2 separate regions of the Homo sapiens genome follow, and region 2 is linked to region 1. The links are chromatin loops, found by intact Hi-C in ENCODE. Cell type or tissue: adrenal gland. All regions are shown on one strand. Links, peaks and the distances in the headings refer to the core of each region. The heading gives the core; the rest is flanking DNA.

Evidence for each region. Hi-C counts contacts between places; a loop is a spot of excess contacts. Peaks named below come from ENCODE experiments on the same cell type or tissue, not always from the same donor. Only the 100,000 strongest peaks of a DNase experiment are listed, where the experiment ranks them.
Region 2: it touches region 1 in a loop (2.1-fold over the local background); 52 of 110 quality-filtered maps call a loop at or near these places.

The regions. Positions count from the first base shown.
Region 1 is chr19:1,951,370-1,961,738 of GRCh38, forward strand. All of the region lies in intron 1 of CSNK1G2 (casein kinase 1 gamma 2), which reads left to right. CSNK1G2-AS1 (CSNK1G2 antisense RNA 1) reads right to left here and starts at 3,180. Exons shown (of 3, transcript NR_033400.1): 1 at 2,474-3,180; 2 at 2,017-2,137; 3 at 1,158-1,642. RefSeq lists an enhancer at 3,561-4,512. In adrenal gland, for the core only: no CTCF peak of the experiment used is centred there; a DNase peak (open chromatin) is centred at 5,963; H3K27ac peaks cover 478 bases.
Region 2 is chr19:1,998,794-2,009,162 of GRCh38, forward strand. The region is part of intron 1 of BTBD2 (BTB domain containing 2); the gene reads right to left. Among named protein-coding and RNA genes, the nearest start is that of BTBD2, 12 kb to the right of the region's middle. In adrenal gland, for the core only: no CTCF peak of the experiment used is centred there; no DNase peak of the experiment used is centred there.

The DNA of each region.
Region 1 (10,369 bases), core at 1,557-9,556:
TCCAGCCTGGGCGACAGAGTGAGACTCCGTCTCAAAAAAAAAATAAAAAAAATCAAAGATGGGGGCCTGCTGGGACCGTTTGATTTCTTCCCATTCAGACCCTGCCAGATCCTGAGGCTGGCCCAGCTGCCTGTGTCCTCTGGGGCTCCCTGAGGAGGCAGCACCAGCTGTGGTGTGCATGACGGACAGGGGTCCCAGTTGGGGGGTGCAGCCTCCCGATGGGCCAGGATGGGGGATGCTTGGGTGCCCTCAGGATGTGCAGGCTGGGCGGGAGGAAGCGGTGAGAGTCCACCCCTCCCCACCTTCCTCTTCTCTGCTGTTTTTTTTTGGAGACAGAGTCTCACTGTGTCGCCCAGGCTGGAGTGCAGTGGTGTGATCTCCGTTCACTGCACGCTCCGCCTCCCGGGTTCACACCATTCTCTTGCCTCAGCCTCCCGAGCAGCTGGGACCACAGGCGCCCGCCACCACAGCTGGCTAATTTTTTGTATTTTTAGTAGAGACGGGGTTTCACCGTGTTAGCGAAGATGGTCTCGATCTCCTGACCTCGTGATCCACCCGCCTCGGCCTTCCAAAGTGCTGGGATTACAGGCGAGAGCCACCGGGCCCGGCCATTCTCTGCTGTTTTCTGACTCAACATCATGAAACAGGACCTTAAGCTGAGAAGTGGTGAGATTGGGGCCATCCTCATTTCCACATAAGGCCGTGTTCCTGTTTACTGGGGGCTAGGACTTGGCATGTCTTTTTCGGGGATAGCCCAACCCTTCTGTGTGAAAGGGGTCGTGATGGTCACTGCAGGACAGCAAGCACACCTTGGCCCCTCAGTGGGCAGTGGGTGCAGGGCTGGACGAGGGCCCAGGGGGCAGAAGCTAGTGCGCCGATAGCGTGTGTCATCTGCGGCCTGTGAGCACTGATGATGCCCGAGTGGCGGAGGGCGGGATGCTTCCACGTGCTCAACTTTTTTTTTTTTTCTTGAGACAGAGTCTTGCTCTGTCGCTCAGGCTGGAGTGCAGTGGTGCCATCTTGGCTTACTGCAGCCTCCACTTCCCGGGTTCAAGTGATTCTCCTGCCTCAGCCTCCCGAGTAGCTGGGATTACAGGCGTCCGCCACCATGCCCGGATAATTTTTGTATTTTTAGAAGAGACCGGGGTTACACCATGTTGTCCAGGATGGTCTCAAACTCCTGACCTCAAGTGATCTTCCCACCTCGGCCTCCCAAAGTGTACGTATCTTTTTAGTAACGATATATTTGACGATGATTAAAAAAACCCGATCCTTGAAGGCCCTTGATAGATGCTGAGGTGAGTACAGGCCTGACTCTGAGGGTCATGCGCCTAGCAGGCGTCGCCCGGTGCACAGGGCCAGGAGCTGAGTCGTGCGGGACTGGATGGAGGCCAGGGGATATAGAAGACCTGGGCAGCTCCCCAGGACCAAGCCCTCTCGCCTAGGGCTCCCCGGGGAGTTAGGCCGAACCCTGCTGTGCCCTTCACTCTGCAGCCCTCGTGGGGATCATCACAGAGGCAGGAGCTGGCAACCGAGGTGACTGCCTTCGAGTGGAGGGAAACCGGGGCGGGATGTCGCCCGGCGGCTCCCACACGATGAGGGGAAAAGGCACTCCAGTCTGGGTGGCAGAGCGAGACTCCGTCTGAAAAAAAAAACAAAGGAAATGTAGAAACGCAGCCCACCCAGGTTTTCCACGGCCGTTCATGGTTACGCTTCTGGAAGGACCCGTGTCCTCTCAGATGTAGCAGGATTCCGATGGGAGCCACCCCGGGTCCCACTCGCCCCCGGGACCTGCCGTGGGAGCTTTCTTTCCTGGTGGGGTGCCTGACTCTGCCTGCACGTTCCCCCCGCTGTCTGTGGCACCACTTGGGACCGGGGACCCCTGCCCCCCTGGCAAGACCAGGTCAGCTCTGCCCCCGGGCCACGGAGCAGGAAGCAGAGCTGAGGCTGCTGAGGTGGCGCAGGGTTGCTGTGGGGGCCTGTGCGCCATGGGGGCCTGGGTGGGGGTGTTCTCACTTCCCCCGGAGTCTGGAAGGCCGTCTTTGTGATGGATTTGATGCAGATGTGTCCACTTTGCTTTTGTTGATGGCGTCTGAGGCTCTGGAGTCCATGGCAGCCTTGCCTCCGTTTGCATAATCTGAATTTTGGGAAAATTGCCCCTATGTGGACTAGTTGCAGGGACAGTGCCCTCCGCCAAGGCTGCCGGTGGTGTTTGCCTTATGTGTCCGGTGCTGGGTGAGTGCCAGCTTTTCCCTGGTCAGCTCTGCCCGTGGCCCTCACCTGTGGTCTGTGCCATCACCAGGGCGAGGCTGACCTGTGGGACGGGGTCCCTGCACAGCCTCGCCGTCCCCCACATCCCCCCAACAGGGTCTGGTCCCAGCTGCCATTGTGCAGCCTTGCCCCCTCCCCCCGCATCAGGGTCCGGTCCTGGCCGCTGTACCGCGATCACCTGTGGCCCTCCTGTGTTCTTTACCTGGACTCTTGCCTTTGCTGATGGCGACCTGTGACGGCTCAGCTGCGTTCTCAGAGGCCGGCTGTCCTCGTGGGCGTCTCCGGTGCAGTCGGCGCGGTGAGGTTGGCTTCTGCCATGGACGGGGCCTTCTCGTGGTGATGACAGTCGCCCTTGGTCTGGTGTCTGCAGTGCTCCGAGGACCGGCCCTGCCCATCCCTGGCGTTCACTCCTCAGCTTCCTCCCATGGGGTGGGCGGCTTCCCTCCTCTCCCTGATTTGTGGGGTGTTTCTCTTTTGCACCTGATGCGTTAAACCCATTACCGGCCTAGGTCAGCCTGAGGTTGGTTTGTCCTGGCCGCGGCAGCTCCTGCGCCCCTCCATTGTGGAGGGCGCCCTTCCGTCTGCCCTGCGTCACTGGGCTGGGCCTGGCCCCGCTCTGCTGTGGCCCTGGCACTGGAAGTATGTGCTGCCCTGGTGTTCGGGGGCTCTTGGGTCCTGGGGCGCTGCAACCCCTCATTTTCTTTCCTTGGGGTGCAGATGAATTGGGGTGGCAGGGAACCGAGCCCACAGTGGCCAGCCCCTGCGGCCCCAGGTCAGAGGGCAGGGCCGGCCTGGACAGAGCTGCCCAGAACGGTCTGCGGCCGGGTCCACATGAGTCTAGGTGCCTCTGAGGGCACTGGGACGGCGGTGGCCTGCACCTGCCCAGCCCAGTGAGGTCCCTGGCCTCCCTTCAGCTTTGCCCTGGGCTCTGGGCTGAGGGCTGTGTGGTGATGTCAGCCCAGGGACTGTGACATCACTCAGTGGAGACAGTCAGAGAAGGGGGCTCCCGGGGCCCTCCCCAGGGAACTGGCCCTGGGCCCAGACCAGATGGAGGACCCCGAAAAGAACAGGGCAGGTAGCAGCCTGAGGCTAGGGCTGGGGAAGGGGATGGGAGCTGACGGGGAGAGAGCAGCCCCTTGTGGGATGGCTGCAATCCCCTCGTTGGCGCCCGGGAGCCATCCTTGGCGTGTGACCCGGAGCCGGCACTCGCCCCCTGGGACGGAATCGTGGCTGCGTGGGTTGGGTGGAGGCTGGGTGAGGATCAGCGTCCCTTCGTCCCTCCCTGGGGTTGTTGCTTTTCGCTGTGGCCCTCAGGCAACAGGGCAGGCCCCCAACCCCCAGGCCTGCGTGGGCACTGTGGGTGCCCAGCCTTTACGTCCTCGCTTCCTTCCAGGCCCCGGCCTTGTCTGGCTTCCCTTGGGCACCCCCTGGGGTTCGGAGAGCCCCAGAAGAGGCCGGGCTCTTCCTCCTTGGTGATGGACGGGTGCTGGGCCCTGACCGAGTGGTGACCGCCTCCAGGGAGTGATCTGCGCCCTCGGAAGCTGCTGAGTCTTGGAGTGGCGGCTCTTGTTTGTGGGGGCAGGGGGAGCTGGGCACCCGCCCTGTGCCCACGGAACACAGCCCAGGGTGGCGGCCCTGCCTGTCCTCTGACTGCCCTCCTGCTGCTGCTGCTGCTGCTGCGAGGGCCTCAGGCGCAGGCGGTGACTCTCGGGGCCACTCCTGAGGTGGGGGATGTGGGCTAGCGGCCACCGTGGGCGGCAGGTGTGCAAGCAGTGCTCCCGTTTTCCACTGGGCTGCCCTTCACCGGCTGTGGGTCAGCGCCCCCCACTGAGGCTCAGGCTGAGGCGAGGCTCCGCGGGGTGGGCGTGTGCCAGGGTGAGGCTCCGCGGGGTGGGCGTGTGCCTGGGCGAGGCTCCGCGAGTCGGGGGCAGCGCCCAGGTCAGGGGCTTCTCCGTCCATGTCAGGCTTAGGGTGGGTGTGGCTGGGCCCTCCCTCTGCTGTCCGCCCACGACCCCCTCAGAGGGGCTGTCGTGAGATGCTTGGAGGCGGGATCCAGCCCTGAGGGTGCAGGGAGTGCTCAGCGGACCCCCGTGCCACTGCTGTCACCGGAGGAGGCTGCTGCTCGGCTCCGGGCTCCATCTGCAAAGCCGGGTGTGCATCTGTGTGGCTCAGCTCTGCAGGGCACAGTGGGGTTTGCTCCCGGCCGGCCCTGAGGCCGGGCACAGGGAGGCCAGTGCTCATCCAGGGGGCCAGAGAGAAAGTAGCAACCCCAACCTGCCTGGGCCACAACAGCCAAGACCACTGTATCAGAACAGACGCCAGCGGGGCAGCCTGCTCGTTGGCCGGGCGGAGCAGGGTCGGCACACAGCCCGGGCTGGCCTTCACCCCAGCTCCCGACAGCGTTGGGTCCCTGAGTGCAGGGCCTGCCCCTTTCTCATCCTCCTGCCTCCAGGTCATGGGGCAGGGGTGCCGAGAGGCCCTGCGGGAGCCAGGACCTGAGAGGTGATGGTCACCACCCAGACGAGGGGCCGGGGGTCGCACAAGGAGGCTTCCAGGGGGATGCCAGGAGCAGTGGGGCCCTAGACCCAGCAGTGGGTAGACCCAGCAGGGCAGCGCTCACGTCACAGGTTCTGGGGGTTGGGGCTTGTCATCTGTGCAGGTGCAGCTGGGATGGGGATTTGGTGCTTTTTGTTCTGCAAAAGCCAGAACGCATGTAGCTGAGCCAAGATCAGACGGCATGGTGCCTCATGCCTGTGGTCCCAGCTACCTGGGAGGATGAGGCGGGAAAATTGCTTGAACTCGGGAGGCGGAGGTTGTAATGAGCCGAGATCCTGCCACTGCACTCCAGCCTGGGTGATGGAGCTAGATCCTGTCTCAAAAAACAAAAGACCACGCATCCTAGCCGGCAAGGCCACTCTGTACTCAGACCCGGCAGCTGTGGCTGTGGCACAGGCGCTTACCCTGCGGCATTGGCCCTTTCAGTGGTTGGTGTTGACCCTCCACAGAGGGGCTGGGTGGGGTGTGTCCAGTCCCATCTGGGTAGACTGAGTGTTGGGGATGGGAGAGTGTTTAAGGAGGTGGCGGTTACAGACTCCAGCATCGGGACACGGGGCCGTGGGTCATACCCACATCCGTGGGGGCTGTGAGACAGCCGTCCAGAAGCTTCTGTCTCCGGGCCAGGAGGACACCCCAGAGAGCCCCAGGAGGCTCGTTCCGGAATTTAGGGCTCAGCCTCGATGAACCTGGCCAGGCGGCGGTTGATGGGTTAATTCAGTTAATCACACATCACTCAGGGTTTCTCAGCAGAAGGAACTGACCAAGCCAATGGCTCACCTGGAAGAGAGAAGGAGGGAGGAGGAGGGGATTCTGCAGAGGGAAGGCTGGTGGTGGCGCCCCCCTTCGACGGTCGTGCCCTGATGCTGCGTGGCTTAAACGGTGCCACCCGGAGATTGGTGGGCGGGATTGGGCCTCTGGGGTCCCCGGCTGTGGAGAGGGCAAGGCAGGGGCGGCTAGAAAGAAAAGCAACCTGGACGCAGGCCCCACCTCCCTCCAGGCAGCCCCACAGGCCCGAGGGCCACCGTGTCAGGAGGGATAGCCTACACGGAGAGCAGGCCAGTGGCCCTGTGCCCAGGAGGGTGCCTTGCCCAGCCTGGAGGCCCGCAAGGATGAGAAGCAGTGTGTGCCCGGGAGGTCACGTGGGCACCACAGACGAAAGTGGAGCCGGGGGAGAGATGTCCCGGGATGCACCAGGCGCTCGTGCAAACCAAGTGCTGAGCAGAGAGCAGCCTGGGAGAGAAGGGGGCTGCCCCGAGCGGCTTGGGTGGCCGGGCCTGTGGGAGACCTTGGGTTTGCTGTTAGGAGGGACAGTGAGCGCAGGCACCTCTCTCTCCACTTCATGTTTGTCCTCACTGAGGGAGCCGAGCAGATGCCTTTGCCCCTGCAGGTCCCCCATGTCCCCTCGCCCGGGGCGCGCTCCACAGGCTAGGCCACTTTCACAGCTCACCACACAGGCAGAGACTGGAGGGTGCGCAGGACCCCGGGTGACTGCAGACGTGGGCACAGAGGGGCCTCTGAGGGCGTCTGGCGGCATTTGAGCAGCTGCCAGATCTCCCCTGGAAACACTGGGGTGTGTGCTCGGTGGGTGCCGTGTGTGGGGGGTATGTGCTCGGCGGGCGCCGTGTTTGTGGGGTGGGAGCTAGGCGGGCGCCGTTTATGTGGGGTGGGCGCTCGGCGGGCACTGTGTGTGTGGCACGGCCACTGCTTAGGGCCCCCTGGAGCTGCGGGGCACACGGCAGAGCCAGCCTCATGTCACCACGTGCTTCCCCCGTGTGCAGGGAGGGGTTGGAGGTGTGCGCTTGTCTTGTCCGGAAGCCGGGTGTTGGGACGCGTCCTGACGACGGCACTGCCCACATCCTAATGGGACACCTGAGGGACATCGGTGGCTGAGTAAGGGGCCCCTCCCGAGCAGGTCTGGAGGCGTTGGAAGCACAGCGCAGCCTCATGGGGCACCTGCCTGCTCTGCCTGGAATTGAGGGGCGATTGGGACTCCCACTGCCCCCACCAAAGCCTGTGCCCCTGATGTCTGTCCAGAGCACGGCTTCCTTCTCGGTGGTTCCCAGAGGCCGCTGGGCCTCGCTTCGTCCTTTTTGGGCAGCGAGTGTGTATGTTAGGGGAACAGGAGCCCGGCAGGGCCGTCTTGCAGGGCTCAGCAGTGGGGGCCGTGGGGTTGGTGCACCAGGGCAGGAGAGCTGCCCGGCTCCTGCTAGGTGTCTAGAGGGCCTCAGCTCTCCCAGGCACTGTCCCCTGTCCCCCCATCTCCCCTGTCCCCCCCATCTCCCCATCCCCCCGTCCAGGGCCGCAGCAGCTCAGCTCTCCCAGGCACTGTCCCCTGTCCCTCCGTCCCCCCGTCCAGGGCTGCAGCAGCTCAGCTCTCCCAGGTACTGTCCCCCGTCCCCCTGTCCCCCCGTCCCCCCGTCCAGGGCCGCAGCAGCTCAGCTCTCCTAGGCACTGTCCCCCGTCCCCTCGTCCCCCCATCCAGGGCTGCAGCAGCTCAGCTCTCTCAGGCACTGTCCCCCCTCCCCTCGTCCCCCCATCCAGGGCCGCAGCAGCTCAGCTCTCCCAGGCACTGTCCCCCGTCCCCCTGTCCCCCCATCCAGGGCCGCAGCAGCCCAGCTCTCCCAGGCACTGTCCTCCGTTACCCCGTCCAGGCACTCTCCCCCCGTCCCCCATCCCCCGTCCAGGCACTGTCCCCCCTCCCCCCGTCCCCCCCACCCCCGTCCAGGGCCACAGCAGCCGGTATTGAGTGTGGGTATGAGCTTTGGCTCTGGGTCCTGAGCGTCCCTTCCCCAAATTCCCCATGTGGCTTCCCAGTCTGCATCTCCATCTGCTCCCAGGGTGCGAGTTGGTTTTTGTATTAATAACTGAGGTGTGACACTCGGGCTGTACCCGCTAGCTGTGTAACTCATGCAGCTCAGTGCCTTTAGCTCATCATGAGGCTGTGTCTCTGTCTGTGCCATCTAATAGAGGATATTTTCATCCTCATGGCGAGAAGGGATGGATTTGTTTTCCTCGTGAAGTCGGTGACGTTTGCTTTTCAGGTTTGGTTGGTGGCCTCCAGTCTCTTGTCCTCAACGAGGGTTTTGGCAGCTCCCTCTCAGTGGCCTGTGAGTGTCCCCACTCCCTTGTCTGGGAAAGGGCTGGAGCTCTGGGGCTCACAGAGAGGGTGGGTGTGATGTCTTTTTCCTGACGTGGCATCGGGGTGTCTTACCTGCCCGGACACCTGCCTGCGCAGGGTAGCACAGACCCTACAGGCTGCGGCTGAGCCCCCAGCACCCGCCCCACCTTTAATGCTCGGCCCCCAGCACCCGCCCCACCTTTAGTACCACCCTGAGTCCCCCAGCACCTGTGCCACCTTTAGTGCCACCGTGGGTCCCCCAGCACCCGTCCCACCTTTAGTGCCACCCTGAGTCCCCCAGCACCCGTGCCACCTTTAGTGCCACCGTGGGTCCCCCAGCACCCGCCCCACCTTTAGTGCCACCGTGGGTCCCCCAGCACCCGTCCCACCTTTAGTGCCACCCTGAGTCCTCCAGCACCTGTGCCACCTTTAGTGCCACCGTGGGTCCCCCAGCACCCGTCCCACCTTTAGTGCCACCCTGGGTCCCCCAGCACCCGCCCCACCTTTAGTACCACCCTGAGTCCCCCAGCACCTGTGCCACCTTTAGTGCCACCGTGGGTCCCCCAGCACCCGCCCCACCTTTAGTGCCACCCTGGGTCCCCACATCCCTGGCTACACATTGTGGCTCCCACAACCCCGTTTGGGTTCACGGTCCTCCTGCAGGACTCTCGGAACTGGGGAGTGAGAGTTTGTTCCCTGCTGTTGTAAAGGGCATAACCTGGGGGAAGCCAGGCAGGCAGAAACCCCCACCCACGTCCAGGGCCCCATGTAGGGTCCGGAGCTTCCCTGCCCTCCCTGGTGCCAGTCCTGACCCTACCACAGCCGAATGTCTGCGTCAGCACAGGGGCGTGTAGGAAGAAAAGGCGTCCTGCTTAGGAGATAGGTACATCCGGGACCTGGGGCCTTCTCGCCCTCAGTCCACAGGGAAGGTCCCCCGGATGGCGCCTGCCCCTTCCCCCTCCCTACCCGGCTTCTGCACGCAGTCCCCTGAGATGGCCCACACGTCCTGCCGCTTTCTGGCAGGGGAGAGCTGAGGCCTGTGTCTTCAGGATGCTGCCTCTCGGGCAGCCTCCAGCCCTCGTCGAGAAAGGCAGGCAGTGTGGCGCGAGCAGGCTGGCCTCAGGCGGGGCCTCTGGGCAGTGTCCCCTCGGGATGTTTGCCGTGCTGGATCTCACACCCGGCTCTGACACGCTGCCGTGTCCCCCGTGTGCCTGCGCCTGGGGTCTCCGTGTGTGTGTCTGTGTACACGCATGTGGTTTTGCTTTCTTGTGGGCTGGAAAATCTAATAGTAGTCAGGGCGTGGTGGTTGACACCTATAATCCCAGCACTTTGGGAGGCTAAGGTGGGTGGATCACTTGAAGTCGGGAGTTTGAGACCAGCCTGGCCAACGTGGCAAAACCTTGTCTCTACCAGAAATATCAAAAATTAACCGGGCATGGTGGCACATGCCTCTAATCACAGCTACCTGGGAGGCCGAGGTAGGACAATCACTTGAACCCGGGAGGCGGAGGCTGCGGTGAGCCGAGATCGCACCACTACACTCCAGCCTGGGCGACAGAGCGAGACTCTGTCTCAAAACAAAACAAAATGCAGGCACGGACGTTTCAGCCCCCTCTTCCTGTGGATGCTGAGAGGGTTTCCAGAAGAAGGAGAATGTCCCCGTGCTGGTGGCTCATCCAGGTGTGGGCCGGTGTGCGGCGGGGCGTGGGCAGAGGAGAGGCTTCGGGCTCCGGTTTCCTCTCCTGTGGATGCGTCGCCCCCGCATGGTGGTCCTCTGCGGAAGTCCCCCTGTCCGTCCCGTTGGCAGCCGCAGTGGAAAGACGGATGGACGGGCTGTGACAGGGACAGCCCAGTGTGACCCCAGCCCTGGCCGTCGCGGTTGTGGCATTCTCGCTGTCAGGGGGCTGTTCCCGTGGCTCTCATGGCTGTGGAGGGGCGTGGAGGGGGCGGTCCCCATGGCCAGAACCTGGCCGTGGCGGGTGGAGGACTTGAGGCCGGCTCAGTGGTCAGCGCTGCTGCTTGTTCCCCTACACAGAGGCGTTGGGTGGAGCTGCCTCAGGTATCCCTCCTGGCTGGGGTGTGTGCGTCACCCTGAGTCTCCAGCCCATGCTGAGGAGCCTCGCAGGCAGGGCCCAGCAGCCTATACTCCAGGCCATTGCTGTCCGTTTCTCCAGAAGGCCCTGCTGGTGGGTGGTCCCAGGAGCTGGGCCTCAGTGGGGGATCCCAGGACAGTGGAGCCTGGGAGGGGCCCCAGTGTTGAGGCGTGAGGTACTGTCTGGAACTAGGGGGTGCCCCCAAAGCGGCACGGCGCCCAGTCCCTGTGCTGGAAGAGAGATGAGCTGCGGTGGGGGGTGGGGGACTACGTCTCACAGATCCCTCTCCCAGGGCACATGAGGAGATTCCTCCCCCAAAACGCCCAGGAAG
Region 2 (10,369 bases), core at 1,582-9,581, 47 kb after region 1:
GGCACAGACGCTGGTGGGGCGGGTTCACAGACGCTCGCGAAGTGGGATCACAGACGCTCGGCCTGCGCGCGGCGGAGCACCTGCCCCAGGACGTTGCGGTCCCTGCGTCACCTCTTCCCCACCTGTCCCCTTCCAAGTCTCCCACCACAGCAAGTGCCGGCTCTCAACAGCCTCCCCACGCCCGGAAAGCTCCGGAGCTACAGGTGGTTCCGCACGGATGGGACCTGCTTCTCACTCCTGCACAGCTGAACCTCCAGGACTGGCTGGGCGACCTCCACACAGCTCCCGGGAAAGCCCCCGTCTTCCGAGGAGAAGCTCCTCGCTCTCCTCCCACCACACGCGCCCCCCTAAACCCCGCAGGCCCTCAGCCCACCCGGTCCAGCCCAGGGCTTGACTGCACCCCAGAGTCAGGTCAGAAACCAACGCAGTGGCTTCCACATGGGCCCCGACCACAGCTTCCACATCCGCCCCGAACCTCGGAATGCGAGGCCCGGCGGAAACAGGCCGGTGCTAACTCCGTGAGTCAGGACGAAGGCGCCGGGGAAGGCTGGCCCTAAACAGTGGCTGGTGTTTTTGGAAGGAGGAGAAACAGGCCGGGCACGGTGGCCCACACCCGTCATCCCAGCATGTGGGAGACCAAGGCGGGAGGATCGCTTGAGCCCAGGAGTTTGAGACCAGCCTGGGCAACATAGTGAGACCCCATCTCTACAAAAACATTGAAAATTAGCCAGGCATCGTGGTGAGCAAGTGCAATCCTAGCGACTCAGGAGGCTGAGGCAGGAGGACTGCTTAAGCCCAGGAGGTCAAGGCTTCAGAGAGCCAGGACTGCGCCACTGCACTCCAGCCTGGGCAACAGAGCAAGACTCTGTCTCAAAAAAAAAAAAAGGCCAGGTGCAGTGGCTCACGCCTGTAATCCCACCACTTTGGGAGGCCAAGGCAGGCAAATCACCTGGGGTCAGGAGTTGGGAGACCAGCCTGGCCAACATGGTGAAACCCCGTCTCTACTAAAAATACAAAAATTAGCTGGGCGTGGTGGTGGGTGCCTGTAATCCCAGCTACTCAGGAGGCTGAGGCAGGAGAATTGCTTGAACCCGGGAGGCGGAGGTTTCAGTGAGCCAAGATCACGCCATTGCACTCCTGCTTGGGTGACAGAGCAAGACTAAAGACTCCACCTCAAAAAAAAAAAAAAAAAGAAAAAGAAAAAAGAAACAGAGTGGGCGGCCGCATGAAGCAGGGACTGGAGCGATGCGGCCACAGGCCAAGGACGTCTGGAGTCCCCAGAAGCTGGGTGGGGCAGGAGGATCCTCCCTTGAGCCTCCAGAGGGAGCGCCGCCCTCGGACGCCTTGATCCATGGTCCTGGGCTCCGGGACTGGCAGAGGATGAACCCACTGAGTTTGACCCCCCCAGTGTGTGGGCATTGGGACTGCCGCCCGCCCGTCTGCCCTCCTGGCCGCGTCCTCAAGGGCCCAGGCCTCAGGGCCCTGCGCCATCACCCACAGCTGGTGCCCCAGGACAAACGCTCCCCTCCCACACGATGTTCCAGAAATAGAGTACCTGTGCGTGGGACTTCTCTTTCTTGATTTAAAAATGTATCTTGGTCTCCTGTGGGGAAAACCTTTGAGGAGGGTTCAAAAGCAGAAAGCAGGAGGCACTCAAGTGGGCCCGGCGTGGGCCGTCCATGCAGTTTGGAATCAGGGAGCACCTCTGACATGGGCGGGTCCCCAGGCAGCTCTGCCGGTCCCCAAGGCAGGGGCTCCTCCAACACCGAGCCCCTCCCTGGAGACACCTGCATGGGCCTTCAGGATTCGACCCCTGGGCACCGCTACTGCCTCCTCTGCCCACCGTGAGTCCCCAGCCCCACTCCCGGCTGTTCCCCCCTTCATGTATCTGTAACCCCTTCCCCTTCCAAACAAATCGAGAACACACGGCCACACAAAAACACATCCACAATTGCTCACAGCAGCACGATTCCCAACTCCGAACGGGGGAAACAACCAGCGTCCATTGACAGACACGGTGCGACCACCCACGCACTGGAACACGACCCAGCCACAAACAGGAACGAGGCTCTGATGCAGGACCCGGTGCAGATGCGCCTTGAAGACGTCGTGCTCTATGACAGACGCCAGGCACAGAAGGACAAATCCTGTGTGATCCACTCCTAGGAGGTCCCCAGAGTCCTCAGATTCAGAGACAGAAAGGATGGGGGACGGGCACAGTGGCTCACGCCTGTACTCCCAGCACTTTGGGAGGCTGAGGCGGGCGGCTCACCTAAGATCAGGAGTTCGAGACCAGCCTGGCCAACATGGTGAAACCCTGTCTCTATGAAAAATACAAAAATTAGCCAGGTGTGGTGGTGGACACCTGTAGTCCCAGCTACTCAGGAGGCTGAGGCAGGAGAATCACTTAGAACCCAGGAGGCACCGGGCACGGTGGCTCACACCTGTAATCCCAGCACTTTGGGGGGCCGAGGCAGTGGATCACGAGGTCAGGAGATCAAGACCATCCTGGCTAACACGGTGAAACCCCGTCTCTACTAAAAATACAAAATATTAGCCGGGCGTGGTGGCACCTGTAATCCCAGATACTCAGGAGGCTGAGGCAGGAGAATTGCTTGAACCCTGGAGGCGGAGGTCGCAGTGAGCTGAGATCGTACCACTGCACTGCACCCTGGGCTACAAGCCTGAGACTCCATCTCAAAAAGAAAAGAAAACAGGTTAAAGACCGAAAGAATTGTGTGGTGCACAAAGGGCCAATGATTCCGTGATGTAATCTACGCAATGCAACGTCCATGAAGAGCCTTAAACCACAGGGCTGAACCTCCAAGCTGGTGACTTTATCCACGTGCCACGAGGGTGGCCGTCCCGAGCCCACAGGACACAGGTGCAGGTGCTCCGATACCCTCTGGACATGTGAACCTCTTCATCTGGCTGCAAGATGTCCTTGCTGTTTTTGTGTTTTGAGACGGAGTCTCGCTCTGCCGCCCAGGCTGGAGTGCAGTGGCGCAATCTTGGCTCACTGCAACCTCCGCCTCCCGAGTTCCAGTGAGCCTCCTACTTCAGCCTCCCGAGTAGCTGGGACTACAAGCATAGCACCACCATGCCTGGCTAATTTGTGTATTTTTTTAGTAGAGATGGGGTTTCACCATGTTGGCCAGGGTGGCCTCGAACTCCTGACGTCAGATGATCCGCCCGCCTCCGTCTCCCAAAGTGCTGGGATTACAGGTGTGAGCCCCCACGCCTGGAAGAGATGTCCTTTATTAAATCTTTCATTTATTTTTATTTCATTTTTATTTTTAGTTTTTACAGGTGTGGTCTCACTCTGTCACCCAGGCTGAAGTGCAGTGGCACGATCATAGCTCACTGCAGCCTCAACCTCCTGGACTCAAGCAATGATCCCACCTCAGCCTCCCGGTAGCTGGGAACACACACACAAGCCACAATGCCCAGCTAACTGTTAAATGTTTTGTACAGACGGGGTCTCGCTATGTTGCCCAGGCTGGTCTCAAACCCCTGGGCTCAAGCGATCCTCCCAGTTCAGCTGCCCAAAGCGCTGTGATTACAGGCAAACTGATAACTGTATTTCTCGAAGTTCTGTAAGCTGTTATGGCTAATTATCAAGCTCAAGGACGGAGATGTGGGACTCCTGATTTTAGTCAGAGAGAAGTGTGGGTCACCTGGGGACTCGCCCCTGCAACAGGCATCTGACGTGGGTGGCACGGGGCTCAGCTGACCACCTGTGGGGTCTGTGCTCACTCTGGATGGTGGGTGTGAGGGTTGAGTTAAATTGTAGGATGCCGCCGGGCACAGGGGCTCATGCCTGTAATCCCAGCACTTTAGGAGGCCGAGGCGGGTGGATCATGAGGTCAGGAGATCGAGACCATCCTGGCTAACACGGTGAAACCCCGTCTCTACTAAAGATACCAAAAACAAATTAGCCAGGCGTGGTGGTGGGCGCCTGTAGTCCCAGCTACTCGGGAGGCTGAGGCAAGAGAATGGTGTGAACCCAGGAGGCGGAGCTTGCAGTGAGCTGAGATTGCGCCACGGCACTCCAGCCTGGGCGACAGAGTGAGACTCCGTCTCAAAAAAAAAAAAAAAAAAGAAAAAAAAATTGTAGTATGCCCAGTTTGTATCTACAAGATGAGGAATCACTTGCTGTGGAAAACCCACACACAGTGCCAGAACTCCTATGAGGAGTAAAAACAGATTTTCCTTTATATCCAAACAGAAACCATGAGAGCTGGAGTGGCTACGTCAACATCAAAAGAAAGACGCCACTTTGGGAGGCCAAGGCAGGAGGATCGTTTTAGCCCAAGAGCTGAAGATCAGCCTGAGCAATGTAGCAAGACTCCGCCTTGCCTACTTTTCTACGAAAAGTTTAAAACTTAGCCGCACACAGGCTGGGTGCAGTGGCTCACCCCTGTAATCCCAGCACTTTGGGAGGCCGAGGCAGGCAGATCACAAGGTCGGGAGTTCAAGACCAGCCTGGCCAACATGGTGAAACCCCGTCTCTGCTAAAAAAGTACAAAAATTAGCCAGGCATGGTGGCGTGCACCTGTAATCCCAGCTACTCGGGAGGCTGAAGCAAGAGACTTGCTTGAACCCAGGAGGTGGAGGTCGCAGTGAGCCAAGATTGCATCACTGCACTCGAGCCTGGGCGACAGGGCAAGACTCCGTCTCAAACAAACAAAAAAGGCCAGGTGCGGTGGCTCACGCCTGTAATCCCAGCACTATGGGAGGCCAAGGCAGGTGATCACATGAGGTTGGGAGTTCAAGACCAGCCTAACCAACATGGAGAAATCCCGTCTCTACTAAAAATACAAAATTAGCCGGGTGTGGTGATGCATGCCTGTAATCCCAGCTATTCGGGAGGCTGAGGCAGGAGAAGAATCGCTTGAACCCGGGAGGCGGAGGTTGTGATGAGCCGAGATCACGCCATTGCACTCCAGCCTGGGCAACAAAAACGAAACTCCGTCAAAGAAAAAAAAAAAAAAGAGAAAGAAAAGAAAAGAAAAGAAAAAGGAATCTCTGGACCCCAAAATCACTACTCCAAAGGGAAAAATCAAGCTGGAACCGCTTAGGGCAAACCAGCCTTCTGTTCTATTCCTTAAAAAGACAGCTACCAAGATAAAAAAGCTACATACCTCCCTCCCAATCTGTCCACAAGGAAATTCCTTGCAGACAAAGGACAGAGAGAACTCAGCCATCCCTCCGCTCACCGAGATAAATGCGTATCTGATTGCTGCCTTTGGAAAGGCTCATCAGAAACTCAATGCAATGGTCTGTTTCTTACCTATGACCTGGAAGCCCCTCCCAGCTAAGAGTTTCCCCCCTTTCTGGACTGAACCAATGTTCATTTTACATATATTGATTGATGTCTCATGTCCCCTAACATGTATAAAACCAACCTGTGCCCCACCCACCCTGGGAACATACCGTCAGGACCTCCTGAGGCTGTGTCACAGGCACACATCCTTAATGTTGGCAAAACAAACTTTTTTTTTTTTTTTTTTGAGATGGAGTTTCACTAGTGTTGCCTAGGCTGGAGTGCAATGGCATGATCTCAGCTCACCACAAAATCACAAAATCTGCCTCCCGGGTGCAAGCAATTCTCCTGCTTCAGCCTCCCGAGTAGCTGGGATTACAGGCATGCATCACCACGCCCAGCTAATTCTGCATTTTTAGTAGAGACGGGGTTTCTCCATGTTGTTCAGGCTGGTCTCCAACTCCTGACCTCAGGTGATTCGCCCGCCTCGGCCTCCCGAAGTGCTGGGATTACAGGCGTGAGCCACCGCCCCCGGCCAGGCAAAATAAACTTTCTAAATTGACTGAGACCTGTCTCAGATATTCAGGGTTCACATAACAAACCTTCATATATACCCCCTGAGTCGAAAATAAAATCAGGCCAGGAGCAGTGGCTCATGCCTGTAATCCCAGGACTTCGAGAGGCCAAGGCAGGAGGATCACTTGAGCCCAGGAGTTTGAGACCAGCCTCGGCAACATAGAAAGACCCCATCTCTACAAAAAAAAAATTATTATTTTTTTTTAGATGGAGTCTTGCTCTGTCACCCAGGCTGGAGTGCAGTGGTGCCATCTCGGTTCACTGCAACCCGTCTCCCAAGTTCAAGCGATTCTCCTGCCTCAGCCTCCCGAGTAGCTGGGACTACAGGCGCCCACCACCACGCCCGGCTAATTTTTTTGTATTTTTAGTAGAGACGGGGTTTCACCGTGTTAGTCAGGATGGTCTCAATCTCCTGACCTCGTGATCTGCCTGTCTCGGCCTCCCAAAGTGCTGGGATTACAGGCGTGAGCCACTGCGCCCAGCCAGGAATTCTTTTGACTGCCAAATTCCATGGAATCTGTGAACCGCGGTTTGTTTCTGCACTCACTGGCTGGTCTGCGGGTTTTCCGGTTTTGAGCTACTGTGAATCATGCTGCTCTGGGCATTCACGCACGAGGCTGTGTGAGGACACAGATTCTCCTTCTCCTGGATAAATGCCTCGGAGTGGAATGACCCTGACGTTTAACATTTTCTTTTTTGAGGCAGGGTCTCACTCTGTCACCCAGGCTGGAGTGCAGTGCTATGATCACAGCTCACTGCAGCCTTGACTTCCTGGGCTCAAGTGATCCTCTCACCTCAGCCTCCTGAGTATCCGGGACTAGGGCGTGCACCACCATGCCTGGCTAATTTTTAAAATTATTTTTTAGCCAGGCGCAGTGGCTCATGTCTGTCATCCCAGCACTTTGGGAGGCCGAGGCGGGTGGATCACCTGAGGTCAGGAGTTCGAGACCAGCCTGACCAATAGGATGAAACGCCATCTCTCCTAAAAATACAAAACGTAGTCAGGTGCAGTGGCCGGAGCCTGTAATCCCAGCTACTAAGGAGGCTGAGACAGGAGAATCGCTTGAACCTGGGAGGCAGAGGTTGCAGTGAACCAAGATCACACCATCGCGCTCCAGCCTGGGAACAAGAGCAAAACTCCGTCTCAAAAAAAAAAAAAAAAATTATTTTTTAGCCAAAGCAGTGGCTCACACCTGTAATCCCAGTGCTTTGGGAGGCCAAGTTGGGAGGATCACCTGAACCCACAAGTTCAAGACCAGCCTGAGCAACACAGCAGACCCCATCTCTACTAAACAGAAAAAAATCAGCCGAGCATAGTGGTGCATGTCTATAGTCCCAGCTACTTGGGAGGCTAAGGTGGGAGGACTGTTTGAGCCCAGAAGCTGGAGGCTGCAGTGAGCTATGATCGAGCCACTGAACTCCAGTGTGGGTGACAGAGTGAGACCCTGTCTCTAAAAAAAAAAAAAAAAATTTAATTTTTAAAAAGTCTAAGAGTCCAAGGGGTCAATACTAGACACACATGGCTATTTAAATCTATATCCAAATTCAGCTGAATTCAACATTCAACTCCTCGGTCACACTGTCCACATCTGTAGTCCGTACTGGCACATGAGTGCCTAGTATTGGACAGCACACATCCAAACCATCCCGCTTACTACAGGATACTCTACTGCAGAGCACAAGACCACAGAAAAACTGTTAAACCTAATAAGGCTTCAGGAAGAAACAGTTCAAACCAGATAAAAGTAAACATGCCAGCTACTCGGGAGGCTGAGGCAGGAGAATCACTTGAACCCAGGAAGCGGAGCTTGCAGTGAGCTGACACTGTGCCACTGCACTCCAGCCTGGGCGACAGAGCGAGACTCCGTCTCAAAAAAAAAAAAAAAGAAAAGAAAAATCACCCAACTTTATGTCCTTAGAAAGACCAATCTCCTCAGTAAATTCCTTTATCACTTGACAAACTGATTCTCAAGATCATCAGGCACCGTTAGCCCAGGGCTGGCAAACTATGGCCCTTAGAGTGAATCTGGCCCACCACTTGTTTTTGTAAATTAAGTTTTTTTTTTTTCTGAGACGGAGTTTCACTCTTGTTGACCAGGCTGGCCTGCACTGGCACTACCTCAGCTCACTGCAACCTCCTCCTCCCAGATTCAAGCGATTCTCCTGCCTCAGCCTCCTACGTAGCTGGGATTACAGGTGCTCACCACCATGCCCAGCTAATTTTTTTATTTTTTATTTTTTTGAGACGGTCTCACTCTATCGCCCAGGCTGGAGTGCAGTGACGCGATCTCGGCTCGCTGCAACCTCTGCTGCCCAGGTTCAAGCAATTCTCCTGCCTCAGCCTCCCAAGCAGCTGGGATTACAGGCGCTCGCCACCACGCCCGGCTAATTTTTGTATATTTAGTAGAGATGGGGTTTCACCATCTTGGCCAGGCTGGTCTTGAACTCCTGACCTCATGATCCACCTGCCTCGGCCTCCCAAAGTGCTGGGATTACAGGCGTGAGCCACTGCGCCCAGCCACTTTTTGTATTTTTAGTAGAGACGGAGTATCACCATGTTGGCCAGGCTGGTCTTGAACTCCTGACCTGAGGTGATACTCCTGCCTCGGCCTCCGAAAGTGCCAGGATTACAGGTGTAATCCACTGCACCTGGCCAATAAAGTTTTATTAGAACACAGCTCTTCTTGCTCAGTTACATGTTGTTGATTTATGGCTTTTTGTGCTGCTACGGCAGAATTAAGTAGCTGCAACTGAGACAGTATGGCCTGCCAAAAATATTTACTATCTGACCCTTCACATGAATTTGCTGGCACCTGTGTCTTTTATCTGTTTTGGTTTTGTTTTACACACAGTCAAGGTCTCACTATGTTGCCCACACTGGTACCAAACTCTTGGCTTCAAAAGATCTTCCCGCCTTAGGCCAGGGACGGTAGCTCACACCTGTAATCCCAGTACTTTGGGAGGCCGGGGATAGCCTGAGGTCAGGAGTTTGAGACCAGCCCGGCCAAAATGGCGAAACCCCGTCTCTAAAAATACAAAAATTAGCCGGGTGTGGTGGTGCACACCTGTAATCCCAGCCACTCGGGAGGCTGAGGCAAGAGAACTGCCGGGAACCCAGGAGGCAGAGCTTTGCAGCGAGCCAAGATCATGCCACTGCACTTCAGCCTGGGCAACAGAGCGAGACTCTGTCTCAAAAAATAATAAAACAAAACACAGAATATAAGTTCCATAAGGAAGGAGATGTTTTTCTGTCATATGCACCTCCTGTAGCCAGGACTGTATTTCAGTGAGTATCTGTAGGGTGGACAGATGGGTGGATGTGGGTGACTGATTCTAGAAGAGTAATAAATGTGTCAGACCAGCTGAGAAAGTCTTTTTTTTTTTTTGAGACAGAATTTTACTCTTTTTGCCCAGGCTGGAGTGCAGCAGCACGATCTCAGCTCACTGCAACCTCCACCTCCCAGGTTCAAGCAATTCTCCTGCCTCAACCTCCCGAGTAGCTGGGATTACAGGCACCTGCCACCACGCCTGGCTAATTTTGTATTTTTAGTAGAGACAAGGTTTCACTATGTTTGCCAGGCTGCTCTCAAACTCCTGACCTCAGGTGATCCGCCTGCCTCAGCCTCCCAAAGTGCTGGGATTACAGGGGTGAGCCACTGCGCCCACTCTTTTTTTTTTTTTCTAGGTGGAGTCTCGCTGTGTTGCCCAAGCTGGAGCCCAGTCGTGCGATCTCAGATCACCACAACCTCTGCCACCCAGGTTTAAGCGGTTCTCCTGCCTCAGCCTCTCAAGCAGCAGGTGCAAGCCACCATGCCTGGGTACTTTTTGTATTTTTAATACAGACAGAGTTTCACTATGTTGGCCAAGTTGATCTCGAACTCCTGACCTCAGGTGATCTGCCCGCCTTGGCCTCCCAAAATGCTGGGATTACAGGCGTGAGCCACTGTGCCCAGCTTTTTTTTTTTTTTTTTTTAGGGACAGAGTCTCACTCTATCGCCCAGGATGGAGTGCAGTGGTAGGATCATGGCTCACTGCAGCGGCAACCTCCCAGGCTCAGGTGATCCTCCTACCCGAGCCTCCTGAGTAGCAGGGACCACAGGCACACACCACCATGTCCAAGTAATGAGGTCTCGCTATATTGGCCAGACTGGTCTCGAACTCCTGGGGTCAAGTGATCCTCCCACCTCAGCCTCCCAAAGTGCTGGGATTACAGATGTGAGCCACTGCACTCAGCCTGAAAAGTCTTCACAAAGAATAAAGTTGGGAAGAATTTGGTGAGCAGTTCTCAAAACATACCACAAAGCAGCAATCATCAAACAATGTGTTATGGGAACAAGGACTCACAAAGCAGTCAATGAAATGTGAGACCCCAGAACACACTGTTCTTTTTTTTTTTTTTCCAAGACAGAGTCTCGCTTTGTCACCCAGGCTGAAGTGCAGTGGCACAATCCTGGCTCACTGCAACCTCCGCCTCCCAGGTTCAAACGATTATCCTGCCTCAGCCTCCCCAGTAGCTGGGGTTACAGG